Regions from separate parts of the Homo sapiens genome. Here region 1 is linked to region 2. The links are chromatin contacts, found by Hi-C in ENCODE. All regions are on one chromosome and are shown on one strand. Each heading gives the region's core, a stretch centred on a gene start or an enhancer-like site at or near the end of the contact. The rest is flanking DNA. Distances are from core to core; before and after follow the strand shown.

Region 1 (6,291 bases), core at 1,374-3,873, 7.6 Mb before region 2:
GGAAGTGTCAGGGCAGATGGAGGTGGGGGAGGTGAGAACTATGGTTGCAGACTTCAGGTGCCCTTAGGGAAATCTACTTCACAACTTTCCTGTAGGTGGAAGCTTTGGTGGTTGCAACTTGTCCAAATTTTCCAAGTTCACTTTGATGATCTGAGATCTCAAAGTAGGAGTTGGTCTCCCAGTAGTCACAGTGGTGACTCTCCTTTCCTGCCCTTGAGGCAAGTTTAGCTGCCTGGAGGGTACACTTGTGGAGACAGGTAGGGCAAACAAAGAGGGCAGAACAAGGTCTGTCTCGTCCTGCTGTGGCTTGCCCTGTGCTATCTTTTTGGCTTTCTCTAGTGTAGATCAGAGCCCTTTTGGAGCTGAATTTCCATAGAGTAGGAGTGGAGGGTCTGAGCAGAGGGGCAGCAATGATTCTGAGTTGTATTTTGACAAACACGAAAAGTCATACCATTCGAGGGAAGGAGAAGGGAACACTCCATGCATTTTACCAATAGGCCATTCACTGTGCTAAGCGTTTTACATACACTGTCTTATTAAATCTTCATTACTACTGTGCAAGGTGGGTGTTATTGTCACCATTTTTTTTTTTTTGAGACGGAGTCTCGCTCTGTCGACCAGGCTGGAGTGAAGTGGCGCGATCTCGGCTCACTGCAAGCTCCGCCTCCCGGGCTTACGCCATTCTCCTGCCTCAGCCCCCCCGAGTAGCTGGGACTACAGGCGCCCGCCACCACGCCCGGCTAATTTTTTGTATTTTTAGTAGAGACGGGATTTCACCGTGTTAGCCAGGATGGTCTCGATCTCCTGACCTTGTGATCCGCCTGCCTCCGCCTCCCAAAGTGCTGGGATTACAGGCGTGAGCCACCGCGCCCGGCCTATTGTCACCATTCTGCAGAAGCAAGTCTCAAAGATATTGGCTATTTTCCTACTTACAAAAATACGTGCACCTTGTAAAAACTTCAACAATAAAAAGAAAGTAAAAAACAAGAAGTCCTTCATAGTCTCACCTCTCAGATAAAACCACTCCAATTGTCACTTGGTATCTGCAGGGGGTTGGTTTTAGGACCCTCCCTAGAAGACCAAAATCCATGGATGCCCTGATGTAAAAAGGCCTAGTATTTGCATCTAACCTATACACTTCCTCCTGTATACTTTAAATAATCTCTACATTGCTTATAATACTGAATACATTGTACATGTTATGTAAATTGTTGTTATGCTATATTTAATTTGTGTTTTTAAAAATTGTATTCTTTTTTAAACTGAGACGGTGTCCTGCTCTGTCACCCAGGCTGGAGTGCAGTGGTACAATCACAGCTCACTGCAGCCTCGACCTCCTGGGCTCAAGTGATCCTCCTGCCTCAGCCTCCCAAGTAGCTGGGACCACAGGCAGCACCACCACGCCCGGCTAATTTTTTTTTTTTTTTTTTTTTGAGACAGAGTTTCGCTCTTGTTGCCCAGGCTGGTATGCAATGGCGCGATTTCGGCTCACTGCAACCTCCACCTTCTGGGTTCAAGCGATTCTCCTGCTTCAGCCTCCCGAGTAGCTGGGATTACAGGCATGCGCCACAACGCCCGGCTAATCTTGTATTTTTAGTAGAGACGGGGTTTCTCCATGTTGGTCAGGCTGGTCTCAAACTCCCGACCTCAGGTGATCCGCCCACCTCGGCCTCCCAAAGTGCTGGGATTGCAGGCGTGAGCCACTGCGCTCCGCATTTTTTTTTTTTTTTTTTTTTTGTGGAGATGTGGTTTCGTCATGTTGTCCAGGCTGGTCTCCAACTCCTGGGGCCAAGAGATCCGCCTACCCTGGCCTCCCAAAATGTTAGGATTACAAGTGTGAGCCACTGCGCCCGGCTATTTTTTATTTTTAAAACTTTGGAAAAAATATTTTCAATCCTCGTTGGTTGAATCCGTGAATGCGGAACCCGAGGATGCAGAGACCCGACTGCATAGGAACTTGGTGTATAATCTTCCTGAATTTAAAAAATGTACACACATACATACCTAATTTTTTTTTCACAAGAAACCAGGACTATAGCGTACATACACTGCTATGAAATTTGCCTATCCTAGCAGTGCATCTTGGTTATCTTGCTGTGTAGCCAATTCGTCTTACTAATGAAAGCAGAGATTTGGGGGAGTTAGCGCTCTCTGAGGACACGCGTGTTGTGGCTTCACGCAGGTCACTCTGCTCTTAGGGCTCCAGCTTCCTCCGTGTAGGAGGAGGGCAGGGGACCGGGAGCTCTGCGATGTAACGCCAACCAACAGGGCGCCGCACCCCCTGCCCGCCTCGGGACTACCTGGGATGTTCTTAAGATCCAGTCTTGTTTGACGTGGGTGGCAGCCGCCACTTTCAGTAATTCAGACAAAGCCGCCGCCGGCGCCGCCAGGACCTCCCCTCGCCACTCCTCGGGAGGGGTAAGGGTGACTCGAGCGGCCAGGCGGGCTGGGGCTGGCTCAGGGGCGGGGCCTCGGGCGGGGAGCCGGCCGAGGGGCGGGGCCTCAGGCTGGTCGCCCAGTGCGTGCGGGCTGGTAGGCCTGTCGCGGCGTGACGTGCTCGGCGCCCGCGTCCGGCCCCGCCCCATTTCTCCCAGGCCCCGCCCCTCCGTCCCTCACCGCACCACCCCTAAAGACGCTAGCGCTGCGATGGCGGAGGCCGTGGAGCGCACTGACGAGCTGGTCCGGGAGTACCTGCTCTTCCGCGGGTTCACGCACACACTGCGGCAGCTGGACGCCGAGATCAAGGCGGACAAGGAGAAGGGGTTCCGGGTGAGAGGCCGGCGGGAGCGGCGCGGGCAGAGGCGGCCCGAGGGAGCCGGGGAGCGGGCTTCCCCCCAGCACTGCCTCCGGGGCGAGAGCGGCGCTGTCACTCGCGCCGGGGCGCCGGAGACCTCAGCGCGTCCGACCCCAGCTTGACGGATGAGGAACTGAGACCCTCAGACGGACAGGACCTGCCTGAAGCCGCCCCCCGAGTCAGGAGCATCGCCGAGGCTGGAGCCCCGATGCCCCGGCTCCTGGTCTAGGGTTCTGTCTCCACTCCAGCCTCCTTGGCCAGGATGGCGATGAGGTTTTAGGAGCCGAGGTTAGGTAGATGGTTGCGTTTTGGCAACAGATATTCGTGTTGGCTTCCAGTGGCAGTGGAAGCAAAGAAGTCTGCAGTCCAAAACGTTAGCTGCGTTCAAGTATCTGCGGTGTTTGTTTAAAATGGCCTCGTCAGGGACTCATCGGCAATTTTGCTTCTGCAGTTGTGGAAGACCTCATGGCACATTAGAGAAACCCAAACTTCCCCTGCTCTAAAATGATTTTCCATTGCGAGGTTCTTGGAATGTATATGTGTGTGATTTGTATGTTTGTGTGTACTGACTTCAATGAGAGGCAGTGAGCTAACAGCAAGAGCACTGGAGGGGAGTTAGGAGATCTGGTTTCCTGCCTGGCCAAAGTTAGTGGCTACTTAGTGGCAAAAGCAAATCATTTCACCCCTCTGGGCTTCAGTGGCCTGATCTATAAACTAGGGGCATTGGATTGGTATTGATATCCAAACCCTTTTCCAGATTCTGTACTCTGCTGTAATTGCTCCTCACAAGAAGGTGACTTCCTTGGCTGACACTCTGAGCAGCTACCACGGCTTCGTGGAACTTTGATGACTTGAAGGAGTCAGTCCATGCACCTCCTCATGATCCTTGGGATCTGGGAATTGTGGAGATTGTCTCATAGCTCTTCTTCACCCCACCCCCTTTTTTAAAAATGTGAGGTAACTGAAACTACAGTTAAGCAACACTGCCATTTTTTTTTCTTTTTTGACAGAAAGTCTCACTCTGTCGCTTAGGCTGGAGTGCAGTGGCACGATCTCAGCTCACTGCAACCTCTGCCTTCTGGGTTCAAGCGATTCTCCTGCCTCAGCCTCCCGAGTAGCTGGGATTACAGGCGCGTGCCACCACGTCCAGCTAATTTTTGTATTTTTAGTAGAGTCGGGGTTTCACCATGTTGGCAAGGCTGGTCTCGAACTCCTGACCTCAGGTGATCCATCCACCTCAGCCTCCCAAAATGCTGGGATTACAGGCGTGAGCCACGGTGCCTGGCCTGATGACACTGCCAAATTGATCAAGTAAGTCAGAGGCAGATCCAAGATCTGGAGCCAGATCTCTTAGGTTCTGGGCCAGAGCCCTTTTACACCTGAAATTTCCGTGCTTGCTAGAGGGTCAAACCACTTCTCTAACATCAGAAAATTACTGAAAAACCGTTGCATTAGTATGTTTTGAAAATTTTATAGATTGCTAACTTACAAATTTTTTTTTACACCCAGAAGCCATGACAAGAGGAAAAAGCTTTATTCCATGGAGGGGAGAATTCCCTTCTGTCCCTTACCACCTTCTCCATCCATGTTTCTCGCCAGGTGGATAAGATTGTGGACCAGCTGCAGCAGTTAATGCAGGTGTATGACTTGGCTGCCCTTCGGGATTATTGGAGCTACTTGGAGCGTCGGCTCTTCAGCCGCTTGGAGGATATATACAGACCCACAATCCACAAGCTGAAAACCAGCCTGTTTCGATTTTATCTTGTCTACACAATCCAGGTGCCTGTTGATTCAGGGGTTCTGCTTCCCTTGGTGGAAGGAGCTCTTTGATCCCAAAATAGATTTTCTTCCAGTTCCTAGGGAGGAATCTGTATGTGACTATGGGAAAGAGTGCAGCAGTTACAGTGCAATTATTTTTGACTGTTTTTCTTCTTTTTTTTCCTTGTCGTCATCTGTAGATCATCTGACTTGTCTTCCCCATTCCTATTTCCTTTTTTATGTTAAGCATGTAAGCTTAAAACAAAGGTGGTATTTTAAAGAATATAAGTAGCTGGGTTAAAGTTTGAGTAATAAAGATGATAGCTGACCTGGAGGAATGAGTCACTTAGTTATTTGAACATCAGCTAGGGATTAATTTTTAGGATGGGATTTATCATTAGAACTTCAGCTTAAACCAGCTTTGAAATGACAAGTTCCTTGAGAAAAGAGTGATGATTTCCTTTATATTATGGAATTTTATTTTGCCACTTACCTGGCAGGCTGATAGTCAAAGGTTGTCTGCTGTGCAATGATGAAGAGTCTTACCTCTGGATTTCTGTCTCTCCTCCCTCCTTGCTACCTCCTTGTGTCTTGGCAGACAAACAGAAATGACAAGGCTCAGGAGTTCTTTGCAAAGCAGGCCACGGAACTCCAGAACCAGGCTGAGTGGAAGGATTGGTTTGTCCTGCCCTTCCTGCCATCCCCGGACACCAACCCCACCTTTGCTACCTACTTTTCTCGACAGTGGGCTGACACCTTCATTGTGTCCCTGCACAACTTCCTGAGCGTCCTGTTTCAGTGCATGCATATCCTTTCAGTTGCCTGGGGCTGAAGGCCCAGCCTGAGGCACCCAGACCTCAGGATCAGTAGCCCGCTGGTCTCCATACAGGCATTTCTTCTACAAAAATGCCCAGGGACCATTTTTATGGGTCACATGAGGGGGCTGGACAAATTGTGGTTGTTTTTGTCAGTAAGCCAGGGAATCATAAATCTTAGTTCTGACACTGTGCTGCTGAAGTATTAGCTGACGTGTGGGCAGTGACAGTGGCAGCAGTGGGGTGCTAGTACTGGCTTTGTCAGCAGGCACTGGGGTTGGAAGGCAGCTGCTGCTTGGAGAAACCGGGCAGCCTTGAGAGTACCCTCTCTGTGCATGAAACGTGTTCCCGGGGATATACCTTTGCTGGGATTAGGTACAGATGAGAAGACTTCTTGGGTTGGAACTTCTGTCTGTGTTAGTGTTTGGGTTATTGTCTCTAATAGTAACTTCAGTGTTCCTCAAGTTGCCAGAGAACACAGTAGCTTTAAGAATATATATGCGGGTATTGGAGAGGGGGAATGAATGAGAATGCAGGTAAATAATTTACAGCCTACCAAGTGTACAAGCCAGAGCTCCCAAGGCCATTGTTCATGCTCCCTAGGCTGGAAATTTAGAGGAGGAGAAGGGAGTCTGGCTTGAATGGGGCTGGCTGGTGAGGCACTGATAAACTTGGGTGTTTAGAGGCCCACCCATGGGCAGGCGTTTTGGCCTCTGGGAGGAACACTTTCTGGTGGAGGTGGGAAGGGCACCTTTCCTGCCTTCACCCTTTCTGTGCCCCAGATGAGTGTGAATTCCACCCTTGCCAGAACTGCCTTGTTTCTTCCCCGTTGTTCCCTCTCTTCATCCTGAGGGCTCTCCAGTTAACTTTGTGGGCCCTCCAGTGAAATCGAAACTGTCACTCAAGATCTTTTCAGTGCTTCTC
Region 2 (7,054 bases), core at 1,540-4,039:
GAAAGAAAGAGGTCAGCAACCAGGAACAAAAGGAATGCCTTTATATCTCTGTCCCAGCCTGCAGCTTCCCTCAAGAGGCAGGATTCAGCACCAGGTGGGCAGGACCCCTACCGTGCGGCTGCGTAAGTGCTGTAGCCCCAGCTTGTCAGTCAGCTCGCTCACGGGCATGGCGTTGGGCATGTCCTGCTTGTTGGCAAATACCAGCAGCACTGCATCCCGCAGCTCGTCCTCCTGCAGCTGAGAGAGGAGAAGAGAAGGTGGGACCCAGGCTGCGTCTCCTCTACTGTGTTGGGGAATTCCCTTTCTACCTCCTAGCATCTTGATTGGAAAAAAAAAGTATTGTGCAGTCTGCCGTTGAAGACAAGACATAGTTGTAAATGAGCTTGAGGTGACCTGAGCCCATAAGTCCAGAAAAGAAAGACCTTTTCCTAATTTGAGTACTTGCCTAGGCAAAATGACAACATTTCCAAATGGAAAAGGCAGGAATGTAAAATGTTTCTCTTTGCCACATATAAGTCCCATCTCTCCCACAACTTCTCAGACTCAGATGTAAAGACATGAGAATGCGGCCGGGCGCAGTGGCTCACTCCTGTAATCCCAGCACTTTGGGAGACCAAGACGGGTGGATCACCTGAGGTTGGGGGTTCAAGACCAGCCTGGCCAACATGGTGAAACCCCGTCTCTACTAAAAATACAAAAATTAACTGGGCATGGCAGCGGGCGCCTGTAATCCCAGCTACTTGGGAGGCTGAGGCAGGAGAATTGCTTGAACCCGGGAGACGGAGGTTGCAGTGAGCCGAGATTGCACCATTGCACTCCAGCCTGGGCAACAACAGCAAAACTCCCATTTCAAAAAAAAAAAAAGACAAGACAATGCACAGAAAAAGTGAAAAAGTCACTCCCATCCAAAACAGGGTGAGATACACAATGTGTCTGTCCACAAAGAAAAACTTATATTCCTGGTCTTCAATGCCTGTTGGGGGCTCCCTGACTTCTATACCACTACAGAGATCACTCTGTCCCCAAGCTGAGGGCTCAGTTCCCAGGGCTCTGGGTACTCACCATCTTCTGGAGTTCATCAGCAGATTCTTGGACCCGCTCCCGGTCATTACTGTCCACCACAAAGATGAGGCCCTGGGCAGGAAGGAAGGAAGAAAGGAGAAGCAATCACTTCTGCCTGGGACATACCGTAGTGTGGCCCTTTCTGTTTTCTTCCCATTTGTAATTGTGTCAATCCTTCTCATCTAGTAAACTCTACAGAAGTTTACAGAACTCTATAGAAGCTCTACAGGAGTCATGGCACAAACTAGAGACCCCACTGCAAAGAGGAAGTAGTTTATCCAAAGATGTGCAAGGAAATAAAGACATGTTATGAGGGCTAAATCAGGCAGCCTGGTCCCAGAATCCTGCTTCTAAAGAGAAGTCCAAGCTGGGGAAGACTAAGGTGAGTTCTGAAGAGTGAGTAGGGGATAGCCAAACAGAAGGGGTAGAAGTGGGGAAGGGTTTTTTCCTTGGCCTGGGGGCCCAGCCTAGGCCAACAATTCTGTTCTCCCAGCCCTAACACCTTTTCCCGTGGGGTTAGAAAGTCCCCTCCCAACACTCCACCTGAGTGTTCTGGAAGTAGTGCCGCCACAGAGGCCGAATCTTGTCCTGGCCTCCCACGTCCCAGACTGTGAAACAGATGTTCTTATATTCCACTGTTTCTACATTGAAGCCTGCAGATAATTGGAAAAAAAAGATGAGAAAACTCCTGAAAGAAAGGAACTCACTAAAACTACTTAGATTTCAGCAGGGACACAAAACCAGAAGGCAATGATCAAGGCCCAGGGGAACAGAACCCCAGAACTGGCGGTCAACAGGGCGGGGCTAGGTCACATCCACCCTGCCTCCGGTATCCACGTAGAGATACCCTGACCCACTTCTCAAATAGCTGTATCTGGTGTCAGGGTCAGCTCCAGAAAAGTGGCAGAACTGGGAGCAGACCCCGCGAGGGCCCGCCGCGGCGCTCCCGCTCCCTGCTTCGTCCCCGGGCTCACCTATGGTTGGGATGGTGGTGACAATCTCCCCCAACTTCAGTTTGTACAGGATTGTGGTCTTGCCAGCCGCATCCAAGCCAACTGCAACGGAAAGGGGCACAGGGATGGAGATGGGAGCGAGGGAGCCCCCTAGAGACCAGGGAAAGGGAGAGGCCACAACAGCTGATGGTGACTGGGGCGGAGAGCGGGAGCGCCTCCAGGTGCGCGTCGTTATCTACCTTTGAGGCCTGGAGGGCAGTCGGGTGGCGTGAGCCAACTCCAAAGAGGGCGCGGAGCGGGAGAGGACTGGGAGGCAAGGGGCACGGGAGGTAGGCCGCGCTCGTTTTAAAAGTCGTCTCCAAGGGCGGAATCCTCCCTTCTTACCAGCCGGGCTGGGGCGGAGGGAGCTTCACCCCACCCAGGCCCGCAGCTCCGGGTGTCAGGCCCCGGGGTCGGCGATGCAGACCGGGACCCGCCCGAGAGCAGAGGCCCCGGGGCGTTATGAGGTGGGTGACTCGGGGCCAGAGACCCAGGTGAGCGGGGCTGGAGGGACGCGGGGGCGGAAGGGCTGCGCCGGGGCCGGCGCCCCGGTCCGGGCCGCGCGCTCGATCTGCCTCACCCATGAGAATCCGCATCTGCTTCTTCCCGAAGATCCGCGAAAAGAGCGCGGACACGGTGAGGCCCATGGCGGGGCCCGGGGAGGGGCGCGGGCACCGACGCGGGGTGCGGGCTGGAACTGGCCGGCCGCGGGGGGATGGGGCGCAGCAGCAGCAGGAGGAGGCTCCGCCGCCGCCTCCGCGCGTCGCTGCCCTCCCGACGTCACCGCGGGCCCGCCCCCGTCCGGGCCCCGCCCCCGGCTCTCGGCCCCGCCTCCCCCGGCTCTGGCTCCTAGGGGAGCTGAAGCTCCGCGAGTTGCCGCTGCTGGCCTGGGTCCCGTGCGGCCCTTACTTGGGAACGGGTCTAGGTCTCTAACGCGCCTGCCAGGCCTGTGGCCGCCGAACCGGCAGCCCGAGCGCGGCTGAGGAAAGGATTCATCGCTCCGCAGCGGCCCCTGCCCCCATTTTCAGTGGCCGGCCGCTGGGCTTTGGTTTGTTGCGTCCAGGCCCCTAGGGGCTCCGGTTTTAGCCCTTGGGAACCAGTAGCACTGAACGTGTGCACCACTCTCCTTTGGGGAGTGGAAGCTGCGATTAGGGGTCTTGGTCCTCCCTTTACTGCCTCATCTTCCACCGAGGGACTTGCGCGTAGTAGGTGGTCGTGTGAAGAGTGCGCGGGAGGTAGGGGAAGGTGCCCGAGTGCTAGCTAGCTTCCATGGTTCCTCAAAACGCCTACTTCCTAATTCCCAATCCGCAGAACCAGTGTAAGATTCCCGGCCTTGGGCGGCGGGGTCACAGACCCACTCCTGGGCTGTTGGAGAAGTCCACCTTCGTTTGGATCGCCCTGCGGGCCCCGCCTCTCAGTCCAGGCGCTGGCCGCTTTGCCGAAGTTCCTCACTTTGCCACAGACTTGTGGACCTGGCTTATTCTTGCACATCCATTCAGGATTTTGTGAAGATCTTGACTCCGTAGACCCAAAGAGCTTCACATGTCATTTCCCTGCCTCATTTTAACATCTGAGAGGAGAATAGCAAAATAGGAATGAAATTCTTCTGCGGTGGAGACTGGCTCATTGCCAGGCATTATTAGGCCTAACAAATGCTTGTTCAGTTGAACTGGACTGATAGATTCTCAATGGAGCGAGGGTAGGTGTTATGTCTACTCTGGATTCCCAGTGGGCTTCTAGGATCAATTGTTTATGGACTCGAGGTAAACTGAGCTGGGAATAAAAAAACCTTCACTCATTCATTTGCTTTTTCAGCAGATATTTACTGAGCACCCACCACTTGCCAGCACGTGATTTCAGGCTTTAGTTCAAATCTTAATTCTGCCATTTCTTGAGGATTTGGCTTCAGCACTCCTCATAACTCTTCCGTTATTTCATCATCTATAAAATGAGACTTGTTCTAACTTAAGGGGTTATGGTGAATCTTAAAATGATTTGATAATGTGACTGAATGTTATGTATAATACAGCTTGATGTTATTTGGGCCACTGAGAAACGGGGTCTGAACAGACCTCCAGGGCCTGCCCCATCCTGATCTGCAAAGTCTGTAACAAGGACAGACTTTGGGAAACAGGTATGAGTGAGTGAATGACTTTCCTTTTCTCTTCAGTCATAGACTTGCATCCCTAAGAAGGCTTTTACGAGGCTGAAGAGTACATTTTAGAGAGTTCCAATATAATAACAGAACTAGTGTTCACCAAGTTAGGTCAATTCTACATTTAGCTCTTTTATCAGCCTCTTTGCTTCCATCTCTGTTGTCACTACCTTCTGTTCCCCATGACTGAAAGTCTCCTCACAGGTTTCCTGCCCCTTGTTCCCTCCAACATGTCATACAAGTCTTGATGACATCCCACTTTTCAGATTAAAATCCATTAGGGCCTTACTATAACCCAAGATAAAATTTAAATGCCATAAGTTGGGTCCCTACCTATTGTGCCAGCCCCTCTGTTGTCACCTCCTTCACATACCCTAAGCTACTGAATGCTTTCTGGGTGAGTCAAACTCCGATACCCTACAGGTCTTTGCATTTTTTTCCACCTGCCTGGAATGCTAGTTTCCCTGATCTCTGGTTAGGTGGACAATCACGACTCATCCTTCAAATCCCAAAGTATTATTCCCAAGAGCCTTCCATGCCTCACCTAGACAGGCCTCTTTCCTCTTAACTTTCATACCACTTTGAATATACCCAGACATACTGGTGTGATAGCAGGACATATTTGTATGTCTGGTTCCTCACTAGATTGCGAGCTCCCTGAGGGCAAGGTCGTGTCTCTTAATGGTGTTACCATCTGGCACAGCACGTGATACGTTGAGAATCAGACTGATTAGAACTCCTAAACTTACTAGCTGTGTGACCTTGGGCATGTTACGTATAACCTTTCTGCCTCATGTTTTCATATCTGTAAAATAGTGCTAATGAGTATAGTGCTTACAAGAATTACTGTAAAGACTAAATAGCAAAACTCTTGTGAGCTCCTGGTATATAGCTGGCACTCAGGATAGACATGGCTATAGAGTGCCCTCCGTAAATATTTGTGGAATCAACTCAGCAGAACTAAGGAAGGGTACTATTAGGCTGTATGCCTACTAGGTACCAAGCACTGTGCTATAGAGGACTGCAGTTTTCGTGGTCTAAATGGGAGTCTTAATTGTTGCCTTTTAGGGACCATGGGTCCTGAGCTCCCAAATCGTTGGATGCGTCGTTCACCTGGGTGTTTGGTAAGAATGCAGTGCGACGTTGCTCTGTCGCTCGCTGAGCGTAGCCCGAGGTCAAGCTTGGGCGCTCTCACAAAACCGGTGCCACTCTGGTGTCTTCGACTTTGCTGGCTTCGCCTTTCCCAAGCCTGTTTTTTGCCGCTCGCGGCCCCACTGCGTTCTCAACAGGCCGCGCCCACCCACCGGCCGACTTGGCCCCGCCTACCTTGGGCCCACTGGGGGCGGAGCCTGCGGCGCCTCGCTGACGTCACTTCCAGCGGACACGGAAGCGCCGTTGTCGGCAGGCAGCTTTAGTTAGGATGTCGTGATGGGACCGAGCTCAGCGTAACCCTCTGGCCGACGTGGGCCGAGGGGGCCGGCCCGGGCTGCTGTGGCCCAGACGAGCGGAGAGTGCGGAGCGGCTTCTGGGCCAGCGCTAACGAGCCCTGGCAGTGCGCACCTCTGGTGCCAGTGTCGCCCCGCCTCCGGGGTAGAATCCGCCCCAGCCCTCCGGGCCTGGGACCGGGCGGCCGCTTTCGCCAGTCCGTCCGGCCGTTCCGCATTAGGTCCGGGATAACTAGGTGGAGTAGGTGTGCGGCCCGCCGCCGGACAGCCCGCTCGCTGTTTCTTTAAGCCCCCGCCTGCGTCTTCACGGCCCTCTCCCGTTCTGCTGGAAAGCTGACGTGGGGCAATCCGTTCAGACCCTCCATGGAGAAGTTTGGGATGAATTTCGGGGGCGGCCCGAGCAAGAAGGACTTGCTGGAGACTATAGAGACCCAGAAGAAGCAGCTTCTCCAGTACCAGGCACGGCTCAAGGATGTGGTCCGTGCCTATAAAAGCCTGCTGAAGGAGAAAGAGGCATTAGAGGCCAGCATCAAGGTGCTGTCGGTATCCCACGAGGCAGATGTGGGCCTCGCAGGTGTCCAGCTTCCAGGCCTCACCTTTCCTGACTCTGTGGATGACCGGTGCTCCACTCACAGCGAGGATAGCACTGGGACCGCCACTAGCTTGGATACTGCGGCCAGTCTCACCAGCACCAAGGGTGAGTTTGGGGTAGAAGATGACAGACCGGCCCGTGGACCACCACCTCCAAAGTCCGAAGAGGCCAGTTGGTCCGAGAGTGGCGTTAGCAGTAGCAGTGGGGATGGGCCATTTGCAGGTGGGGAGGTGGACAAAAGACTGCACCAGCTGAAGACTCAGTTGGCTACTTTGACCAGTTCTTTGGCTACAGTCACTCAGGAGAAGTCCCGCATGGAGGCTTCTTACTTGGCTGACAAGAAAAAGATGAAACAGGACTTAGAGGATGCCAGTAACAAGGCGGAGGAGGAGAGGGCCCGCCTGGAGGGAGAATTGAAGGGGCTGCAGGAGCAAATAGCAGAAACCAAAGCCCGGCTTATCACGCAGCAGCATGATCGGGCCCAAGAGCAGAGTGACCATGCCTTGATGCTGCGTGAGCTCCAGAAGCTGCTGCAGGAGGAGAGGACCCAGCGCCAGGACTTGGAGCTTAGGTTAGAAGAGACCCGAGAAGCCTTGGCAGGACGAGCATATGCAGCTGAACAGATGGAAGGATTTGAACTGCAGACCAAGCAGCTGACCCGTGAGGTGGAGGAGCTGAAAAGTGAACTGCAGGCCATTCGAGATGAGAAGAATCAGCCAGATCCCCGGCTGCAAGAACTTCAGGAAGAGGCTGCCCGCCTTAAGAGCCATTTCCAGGCTCAGTTACAGCAGGAAATGAGAAAGGTAAT

The links. A loop is a pair of places that touch in the nucleus more often than their neighbours do. Pooled maps may share reads with other maps.
Region 1: a map of B cell shows a loop between it and region 2 (34-fold over the local background). The contact joins the promoter of WDR91 here to the promoter of ARF5 in region 2. A Hi-C loop is called at or near these places in 2 of 168 maps with a recorded cell type or tissue (B cell and CD8-positive, alpha-beta T cell) and 6 of 50 pooled maps.

The regions. Positions count from the first base shown.
Region 1 is chr7:135,207,858-135,214,148 of GRCh38, reverse strand. It overlaps WDR91 (WD repeat domain 91), which reads left to right and starts at 2,623. Exons shown (of 15, transcript NM_014149.4): 1 at 2,623-2,769; 2 at 4,394-4,573; 3 at 5,151-5,358. The coding sequence starts at 2,647. RefSeq lists a silencer at 2,381-2,920 and an enhancer at 4,091-5,290.
Region 2 is chr7:127,584,146-127,591,199 of GRCh38, reverse strand. ARF5 (ARF GTPase 5) reads right to left here and starts at 2,789. Exons shown (of 6, transcript NM_001662.4): 1 at 2,635-2,789; 2 at 2,037-2,117; 3 at 1,606-1,715; 4 at 1,063-1,134; 5 at 112-237. The coding sequence starts at 2,701. LOC105375490 (a long non-coding RNA gene) reads left to right here and starts at 1,354. Exons shown (of 5, transcript XR_007060511.1): 1 at 1,354-1,444. It overlaps GCC1 (GRIP and coiled-coil domain containing 1), which reads left to right and starts at 5,604. Exons shown (of 2, transcript NM_024523.6): 1 at 5,604-7,049. The coding sequence starts at 6,018. LOC105375489 (a long non-coding RNA gene) reads left to right here. Exons shown (of 3, transcript XR_007060513.1): 3 at 1,249-1,331. RefSeq lists enhancers at 1,463-2,088, 2,089-2,715, 2,716-3,341, 3,342-3,968, 5,486-5,535 and 3 more and a silencer at 2,463-2,952.